2 separate regions of the Homo sapiens genome follow, and region 1 is linked to region 2. The links are chromatin contacts, found by Hi-C in ENCODE. All regions are on one chromosome and are shown on one strand. The core of a region is the stretch at or near the end of the contact, and the rest is flanking DNA. Distances in the headings are between cores, read along the strand shown.

What was found. A loop is a pair of places that touch in the nucleus more often than their neighbours do. Pooled maps may share reads with other maps.
Region 1: a loop to region 2 is called in a pooled map, with 4 times the contacts of the local background. The contact joins the promoter of PFDN1 here to the promoter of WDR55 in region 2. A Hi-C loop is called at or near these places in 7 of 50 pooled maps.

The regions. Positions count from the first base shown.
Region 1 is chr5:140,300,736-140,305,687 of GRCh38, reverse strand. PFDN1 (prefoldin subunit 1) reads left to right here and starts at 2,587. Exons shown (of 4, transcript NM_002622.5): 1 at 2,587-2,647. The coding sequence starts at 2,615. RefSeq lists a silencer at 2,478-2,682 and an enhancer at 2,571-2,850.
Region 2 is chr5:140,663,030-140,667,999 of GRCh38, reverse strand. It overlaps WDR55 (WD repeat domain 55), which reads right to left and starts at 3,096. Exons shown (of 7, transcript NM_017706.5): 1 at 2,897-3,096. The coding sequence starts at 3,087. It overlaps LOC124901088 (a long non-coding RNA gene), which reads left to right and starts at 2,563. Exons shown (of 2, transcript XR_007058968.1): 1 at 2,563-2,635; 2 at 2,843-4,970. RefSeq lists enhancers at 2,962-3,091, 3,442-3,601, 3,019-3,685.

The DNA.
Region 1 (4,952 bases), core at 1,338-3,837, 360 kb after region 2:
AGTAGTATACAAATACACAAAGAGAAACAATGACCAAACAAACAATGCAGAGAAGACTCTTGCCTAAGATCATATTACCCTTAAGTAGTATAATCAGTATTTGTACCCAGGTTGTCTGACAGCTTAGCCCAGGCTCTTAACTTTTACAGTCCATACATCTCTATGAGGACTCTTTCAAAAGTCTCATGAGGTAATGTACAGGACAGTATTTCAGACTTTTTTTGAATTTCAATATTCAATCACTATTTTATTTTATTTTATTTTATTTTATTTTTTGAGACAAGGTCTCACTCTGTCTTTCAGGCTGGAGTGCAATGACACAATTGATCCCCACTCACTGCAGCCTTGGCCTCCAGGCCTCACACAATTCTCCTGCCTCAGCCTCCTGAGTAGCTGGGACTACAGGGGCATGCCACCATGCCTGGCTAATCAGTCAGTATTTATTGATCATCTGTAATGAGAATCTAAGAAGGTCCCAGAGAATCAAAATATCAGATCCTTTTTACTCTTTCTCAAATTGGGGAGGAATGAGTCTTCTTTTTTTTTTCCAGAATAATTTATTCACATCCAGTATCCATTTTGTATTTTTTTCCCGTGATGCACTGTGACAGGTGTTCTAGGTACAAGAGGTGGAAGAACCATTATTCCATAGTTCTTGATTTCAAGGAGCTTACAGTCTAAGAAAAATGTTTTCTAAAAAAAGGTAGACAGTGTTATATGCCTTGAGAGAGAAATAGATGTTGTGAGGGGAGTTCAGAGGAGAGATTATCTTTGCTCTGTGTGATGGGGGATGTAGTGCCCATTTGCTGGACTTTGAAAGACAAACAGGACGGCGATTAACACCAGTGATTTATTGAGTATCTACTTGTGTGCATGGAGCTATGTTTGGAGCTTTTTATCCTGATCTCATTTATTTCTCACAATAACCCTGTTAGGTCAATATGGTCACTCTCAAACATGAGAAGACTGAAGCTCATTAAAAATAGGTGGCAGATGCTGGACGTGGTGGCTTGCCTGTAATCCCAGCCCTTTGGGAGGCCGAGGCAGGCGGATCACTTGAGGCTGGGAGTTGGAGACCAGCCTGGGCAACACGGTGAAACCCGTCTCTACCAAAACTACAAAAATTAGCCGGGCGTGGTGGCAGGCGCCTGTAATCCCAGCTACTCGGGAGGCTGAGGCAGGAGAATCACTTGATCCTGGGAGGCAGAGGTTGCAGTGAGCCGAGATCGTGCCACTGCATTCCAGCCTGGGTGACAGAGCGAGACCCTGGCTCAAAAAAAAAAAAAAAAAAAAAATGTGGCCGGGTGCGGTGGCTCAAGCCTTTAATATCAAAGCACTACAGCACTTTGGGCGACCAAGGCGAGCGGATTGTTTGAGCTCAGGAGTTTGAGACCAGCTTGGGCAACAAGGTGAAAACCCGTCTGTACAAAAATATAAAAATTAGCTGAGTGTGGGTGGCGCGCGCCTGTAGTCCCAGCGCTACTCACGAGGCTGAGGTGGGAGGATCGCTTGAGCGCGGGAGGTAGAGGCTGGAGTGAGTCGTGATTGCACCATTGCACTCGAGCCTGGGTGACAGAGCAAGATCCTGTCTCAAGAAACAAACAAACGTACAAAAAAAAAAAAAAACCCCACAAAATATCCAAGTGACTTGCTTAAAGTCACACAATTAGTAAATGGAACCAGACATAGGCTAAAGGCAGACCAAGCCTTGAATCTAGATTAGGCTGGTTCCAAATTCCCTGCCCTTTCATCTCCCTAACAGTTTGTTTTCTTTCTCTCTTTCTTTCTTTTTTTAAAAAATAAAATAAATTTCCTAATTATTTATGTAGCACTTTCTCTTAGCATAACAGTTTTTAGAGTAGGTTAACTTTTTTTTCCATTTCCAAAAGTCAATTATTATCTATTCTGGTTCAAATGCCAGGTCCTTTTATGGCAGAGATTCTCAAAAAAGTGATCCGCGGAGGAGTTGCACCATTAGGTCACTGGGGTAGTCTGCAAAAGTGCAAATTTCCAGACCCCATTCTCAAAGATTCTGAGTACGTTTGAGATGAGACCCAGAGAACCTGCATTTTTTTGTTTTTAAACAAACGTATTCAGCCTCTCTTGAGAACCACTGTGCCTAGAATGTCTTTGGGAAGCTTTTGGAAGTAATAAGTTCGTTTTGGAAAGAACACTCCAGACAAGCTTTCCAATAGTCTTTCCCAAACTGTCATGCCTGAGGTTCTGGACTTACTCTTACTCATTCCTGAGAGCACAGCGACTAGCTGAAGGACTGATCGACTGATGAGGGTTTGACCTCATCTACATACATCTCAATTTAGCAGCACATATTAAGCTAGCTGGCAAACTGCTTAAAGCCACATGGGAAATCTGCGCGTTGGGCTATGTCTGGAAGATACGGAGGAGCAAGCCAGACCTGACCGGTCAGGTAGTGAAGACACGGAATCCGAAACCCAAATATTTCAGGAGTCAATTCTCAGAGAAAGATAAGAAGCCCGGTTAGTCCAACTCATGCGCAGGCGCAGAAGAAAGACCGGCGCACAAAGTAAGACGCGCCCTTCCCCACCCTATTTCAGTCCAACTCCCACTGCGCAGGCGCTTACAGTGCACCAAGATGGCCGCCCCCGTGGATCTAGAGCTGAAGAAGGTAAAAGAGGGTCTTTGGCAGGCGGAGGTCTTCTTTTTGGAGGCTGAGGGGACTATAGACAAGAATATCAAGTGAGGCACGAGCCTTGCAGAAGGAAGGAGGGTCCAGTGGACTAGGGAATGGTTTCCCAGAGTCCTAAGGCCTCACTGGGTCTCCATAAACGGGGTGGGGGGCGAGCGGCTCTTGCTGGGTAGGAGCCGGTTGGTCTGGGTCGGGTAAGTCTGCGGGCCTGTCTCGGGCTTGTCCAGTCTTTCTGAGCTCCAGAGACATTTCGTTGCGTTTGGAGGCTTCAGGGACTCACTTTCATAGTAAGAACTAAAGAGAGCATTTCAAATGGGGGTCCCTTCGGACCCCTTGCCTGAGCTGTGGCATCCGTAATTCTGCCTCATTTGCTTTGAAAAACTCCAAGTCCAACCTTTGTTTTTAGGCCATTTATTCGGTTCTGTACCTTGAAAGTTGCAATATCTACAGTTCGGAAAACCAAGCATTGTAGCAGCAATGTTCATTTCAGGATTTTGCCCCCCCTCCACTTCTTTTGAAGGACTCGTCAAACAAAACAAAACAAAACCTCCTTCTTTTGAAGGAATTGTCAAAAACAAAACAAAACCAGTAAAGTTTTCCAAATAAAACCGGTATCGGAAGGAATTGGGTTTCCTGTTTTCCTCAGTTGCTTATAAATGTGTTGTTATTCAGATTTTTGCTATCTAAGAATGATCAGCATTCTAACACCACTAATGACCCCAAACCAGTATGCTTTGTGCGGTGGGGTGGATTGGAAAGGACCCTAGAATTTATCTATTTTAAATCTACTTTTCTGGAAAAGGAACCAGTGCCAGAAAAGTCTGTCAGAAGTTGGGACTAGAATCCAGTATTCTCTGCCTTATCTCACACTTTTTTGACCACTATTTTGAGTTCTTCAGATGAGCAACATCTTAGTTAAGACTGCCTGTGGTCAACTTGTGTAAAAGAAATAGGACAGCCGAAATAGCTGTTGCTTCTAACAAATGAAGCTTTTGTTAGTGTTGTGAGGATATTATGTGTTTGTGTCTTGCTTTTGTTCTTCTTGTCTTGAATCTTGTAAATTTAGCTCTTAGGTGGAGTCTCTAATCTTTAACAGTATACTAGCTCATCTTTAATGGTATACTAGCTTCCTTAGCAAGCTGTATAGAGCAGTCAGATGATACCTGGAATTTTACATTTCAAAACAAAATTGTGCATTCTAAAAATTTACCTTTTCTTCTGTTAAAAGTACCGATTTAAATCAGGGTTTAGTGAATGGATTTGCCTCCCGGTACTTTTGAATTTATTGCTACATTTGAAACTTGCGGGCGGTGAATGCAAACTAAGAAAATGATTACAAACTTAAAATGAATAATTTTGATAACCAATTAATTAAAAAACTTGTTTAAAGGTTTTATCTTCTAATGTTTTTACAGGGTCCTTTTTTTGGGTGGAGACAAATAGGAAATTTCAGGCCCCTCCCCTTCCCCAAAGTAAATCTTTCAAAACCTTACTAGTAGGTGAAAACAAGGTCACAATAAAAATTATGTAGTAGCCTTTGCTGTGCATTGCAGTCACAGATGTTATTAAGGCACAAATTTAACAGCATGTGAAAGTCATTCCAGGCACTTCAACAAAAGTATCCAAGAACTGTTTATCTTCCAGTTAAGTAAGTGTACGCAAGGGTCAAATTTGGCCTGGTATCTGTGGATGAAGATCATGATGCAATTCTTTTGCCAGTGCTTTGCATTTTTTCTCACTCTCTTTCTTGGTCTTCCTCTTAAAAATGTTCATATTATGAATATTACTATAGACAGTGGAATGGAAAGATTGCTGAACTAAGGGGTTAGAAGAAATGGATTTAAATAACACCTGCCTTCCCCCCAGTAGTTGTTCAACCTTGTGCAAGCCACTTTTATCTCTTAACTCATTTGGTTACTTAATTTGTAAATTGTGGATGATGAGACTGCCAATGCTAACTCATGGAATTACTGAGAGGCATAAATGAGATATTTATTATATTTCCTCATTAATATTCTTATATTAATATTCCCATGTTAATATTTCAAACTAATGTGAGAAAGTGCTTTGAAACCTAATTGTGCAATACAAATGTAGTGAGTTATTACTTTTATGGTTCTTGTTTTGAATCTCTGGATTTCATCCTTGACTATTGCATTTATTTCTTTTACTACTCCTTGAGTACTTGCTACTTAATATGGTTATTACTTAATATGCATTTGATTTGCTTCACACTGATTGTATCTTCTGATGATTGTAAATTCAGTATTTAGTATGGTGACTT
Region 2 (4,970 bases), core at 1,847-4,346:
ATCCCACCCAACCCCTCTTTATCATCTTTGAAAGCCCCAGCCTGGACAAAGATTGGGTCTGGACCACTGTGGAGGAGATATTTGTTACATCAATGACAAAAGACCAGCCCCAGAAGTTAGAAATCTAAAAATCAGTAAGGTAGAGCAGGCTCTTGCACTTCAGGTCTGCAGGAGCTAGAGAAAGCCACAATTAATTACAGTACATTGAGAGTACGTGCTGAAAAAGAGGCAAGATCAAAATGGAGGTGGGGGAGAGGCACCAGCCTGTAAACAACTTTGAGGTGAGTACTGTTTATGGAATACCCCCAAGTGCCTGCCTCAGAGCAGATCCTCAAAAAGGGCAGAATGAATACATGCTTAATTGCCAGTGAGTTCCAGGTAGGCAGAACTGAGCCTGCTCATTTTCTCTATCCCAGTGCTGAACGTGAAAAAGTAGCTTAATAAACATTCACAAATTGAATGAATACTTGGGAAGGGAGAAGAGAGCCCTGGAAAGCTAAGGTGGTGACATGTGGGTTGGATCATACAAGAGTAGAATTTGCCTGGCAGAGAGCAAGGGCCAGATACTGGAGGCAGCAGAGATAAGGAATGAGGAGGGTTCCTTGTAGCAGGAGAGTAGCATGACTGAATCTAGAAAGATGGGCTGGGGTGGGCATGAGACCACATGAGCCAAGCAGAAGTTTGAATTTAATCCTCGGAAAAGGAACCTTTTCACAATAGTCATGGCTGAGGGTGGGGAAGGGGAGAACCAAGAATTTTCCTCCAGAACCTTTTTTAAGACAAGGGAAGCAACAAAGTTGTGTGGAATGTGAAGAAAGGTGGATGTCTAGGGCAACTCCCAAGTGCCTGGCACCATAAATATGGATAGTAGTAGAAGGGAACCTACATTTGTTGAAGAGCTGCTTAGGTGCTGTACTGCAAACTTGTCCCCTCTGCAAGGGTAGGTATAATTCCCCCTTTCAAAGATGAAAATACAGAAGTTAACACGCTCAAGGCCATTACAGCTAATGAGGGGTTGAGGTTTAAATTCATTAAGTAAATCTGATAAGCATAACATCTTCAACTTTTCCACTGCCTCTAACCTGTATCTTTTGTTCAAAATCAAACATGTGTTGAGCATCTACCCTAGACTAGAGGTTGGAGATAAAATAGAGAACAAAACCGATGACAGATTACACTCCAGAACAGTGTTTTTTCACATTCTAGTCATATAACGGACTAGTAAGCTACGATCAGCATTTTGTGTACATGTACACAATAATAGAATAAAATCAGCAATTGTATCACAGAGCATCATATATAATGTAAAAGGTATTTCTCTGTGAGGCAAGGTCAAAGACGTTTGAAAAACATTAGTGAAGGAGACAGCATTCAAATAATTACACAAATGGACATATGGTTACCAACCATTCATTATTAAGGGAAAGGTACCATGGCACCTGGTGCCATGGCAGCATCTAACAGGTAACCAATTTTAGTCTGGGGAGAGAGGAAGAGGGAAGAGATCCTGGAAACTCAGAGATAGTAGGTAAAAGTGAGGGGAAAGGAGTTTTCCGGACAGAATAGCACATGCAAATGGGCTGAGGTTTCGAGATTTTTTTTTGAGATGGAGTTTTGCTCTTGTTGCCCAGGCTGGAGTGCAATGGCACGATCTCGGCTCACTGCCACCTCCACCTCCCAGGTTCAAGCGATTCTCCTGCCTCAGCCTCCCGAGAAGCTGGGATTACAGGTGCCCGCCACCACACCCAGCTAATTTTTCTATTTTTAGTAGAGACAGGATTTCACCATGTTGGCCAGGCTGGTCTCCAACTCCTGACCTCAGGTGATACCCCACCTTGGTCTCCCAAAGTGCTGGGATTACAGGCATGAGCCACCACGCCCGGCCCAAGACGTATTTTTAAAAGGTATGGATGAATGAGCACAGATGGTCAGGGCGTTGAAGGCAGGATTGAGAAATTTGTACTAAATCCTAAAAGCAGACCATTGAAGGGTTTTAATCAAGGGAGTGTCTCACTCTATTGTCCAAGCTGGAGTGCAGTGGCACGATCTTGGCTCACTGCAACCTCCACCGCCCGAATCCAAGTGATTCTTCTGCCTCAGCCTCCCGTGTAGCTGGGATTACAGGCCCGCGCCACCACACCGGGCTAATTTTTGTATTTTTAGTAGAGACGGGGTTTCACCATGTTGAACAGGCTGGTCTCGAGCTCCAACCTCAGGTGACCCGCCCACCTCGGCCTCCCAAAGTGCGGGTATTACAGGCGTGAGCCAAGATTTGTGGTTTGAAAAATCACTTAAAGGGGCCTGCTGAGCCTGTCTCGGGCACAATATAATAATCCGGTAGGAGTCCGGGCACGGTGGTTTACGCCTGTAATCCCAGCACTCTGGGAGGAAGGCAGGTGGATCACGAGGTCAGGAGTTCAAGACCAGCCTGGCCAAGATGGTGAAACCCCGTCTCTACTACAAATACAAAAAAAATTAGCCGGGCGTGGTGGCGGGCGCTTATAATCCCAGCTACTCGGGAGGCTGAGGAAGAGAACTGCTTGAACCCGGAAGGGGGAGGTTGCAGTGAGCCCAGATCGCGCCACTGCACTCCAGCCTCGGCGACAGAGCGAGACTCCGTCTCAAAAATAAATAGGTAAGTAAATAAATAATAATCGGTGGGAAATAACAAGGCCTTAAAGGGCTTTTTGGCCTACTACGGTATCTGGGCTCTGTCACGACATTCCAGTTCTTTCAACAGATTGGTGTGATAGAAGAGCCGAATGTTACTGAATAAATTGGACCCAAAGAATCTTGCAAAATTTGTCTCCCTGCAACTTTCTCTCATCTCTCCTGTTCCCAGGTCCACCCCCGGGAAGCTTCCAGACCCGGCGCCCCGGCCCTGCCCCGCTCTCACACGAACACGTCCCCGTCCACGTCCCCTGCAGCCAGTAGGTCACGGGCCGGATGGAACGCCAGCCCACTAGCCGGAGCTTCCAGCACGATGTCTTCCGGAGTGTCCCGGATCCGGGTTGGGGCTTCCATGGAGTCTGGGTCCTCCTCGTCGCTCCCATCCTCAGCGGGCCTCTCCTCACAAGTGCGGTCCATGCTGAGAAGGACTGCGAGCCGCGCCGCCGCAGGGTAGTCAGCCTCGGAACCACCCACACTGCGGGAGGAGTAGCCTGGCACTCCGCTTCCGCCTCGGGGGGCGGGGCCGGAAGTGTCTCCGGGACGTTCTTCCTCTTACAGGAGAGGTGGGTGGGCCGCTGCTGGTGCGGGTGGAGCGGAGCGAAGAGACCGCATCTGGGAGATCGGCTACTTCCTTGTCCTGCTGTGACCCCGTTTGGGCTAGGTAGACGGTGCGACCGTCAATTCCCTCCCTAGTCACGTCACGTAAAGTTGAGAACTGCGTGTAAATCTTTCCTCTCCTACTTCATCCAGACAGGCTTAATGCCCTTGGGATAGGAGAGAGGGACGCTAGTCCTTCGTGGCTTGGTGAAACCCAAGATCAAGTCAAGCGACAGCCTGGGCTGTCAGGAAGCCGCAAAATCCCACGCTGCGCGATGACATACGGGAGTCTGGGACAGCAGGCAGCTCAAGCAGCTGGTGTCCACGCCCCTAACGTCTTTGTGGCCAGTTTGCTGTGCCAGTTCCTACAATTTGTCTACAGAAACTCAATGGGCTGGACAAGCAGTGCTCAGTTACCAAGAATTTTTTTTTCTTTTTTGTTTTGCTTTGTTTTGAGACAGGGTCTTGCGCTGTCGCGCAGGCTGGAGTGCAGTGGCACGATCACCGCTCGGCTCAAGCGATCCTCCGAGTAGCTGGAACTACAGGCACGCGGCACCACGCCTGGCTAATTTTTATTTATTTATTGAGACGGAGTCTCGCCCTGGCTGGAGTGCAATGGTGCGATCTCGGCTCACTGCAACCTCCGTCTCCCGGGTTCAAGAGATTTTCCTGCCTCAGCCTACCGAGTAGATGGGACTAGAGGCGCATGCCACCACGCCCAGCTAATTTTTTGTATCTTTAGTAGAAACAGGGTTTCACCATGTTGGCCAGGCTGGTCTCAAACTCCTGACCTCGTGATCCGCCCGCCTTGGCCTCCCAAAGTGCTGGGACTACAGGCGTGAGCCACCGCACCTGGCCAATTTTTGTATATTTTGTAGAAACGAGGACTCAGTATGTTGCCCAGGCTGGCCTTGAACTCTTGACGTGTCTTCCCACCTCAGCCTCCCAAAGTGCTAGGATTATAGGCGTGAGCCACGGCGCCCAGCCCCTGAATTTCTTTTTTTAAATCAAGGTCTTGCTCTGTCACCCAGGCTCAGAATGCAGTGGTGTGATCATAGCTCACTACAGCCTTGAACTCTTCGGTTCGATCCTCCTGCATAGCTATAGACTCATGAACTCCTGGCCTCAAGAGACTCTCCTGCTTTGGCCTCCCAAAGCACTGAGACTGTGGGCATGAGCCATCGAGCCTGGCCTCAGAAACTGAATTTCAAACCCACAATCTCCAGGTCTTGCTTTTAGTGACTCTCCAGATGTCTTCACCTGTGCCATGTCTCTGTGACCATTTTTAATAATTGGGACTGCCTACCTACATCCATAGAACCATGGTGTCATTTGTCTGAAATTAGCCATTCTAGGTGCTATTGCAGCAAGGCCCAATTTCAGCCTCTTACATGCCATGCACAATACTGGCTTCCTCACAAAAACCTGTCCTACCAAGGTGAATATAATCAAAGACAAGGTAATGGCTAAGGTGACTTTCTAGCTTTCTTGGATCTGGTGAGGCCACAAATCTTGGGCTCAGGGTAGACAGTGGCAGCGTGGCATCCAGCCAGGAAGCAGTAGTGACACCTAATGATGAGCACCAGGCCAAAGTGCTGGTAATGAGCAGAAGGGAAGAAAAGGGAAGGGAATGGTGTGATTCAAAGGTCAACAGACCTATTCTGGGCCTTGGCAAATGTTTCAGGGTGATGAAGGGCACCAAA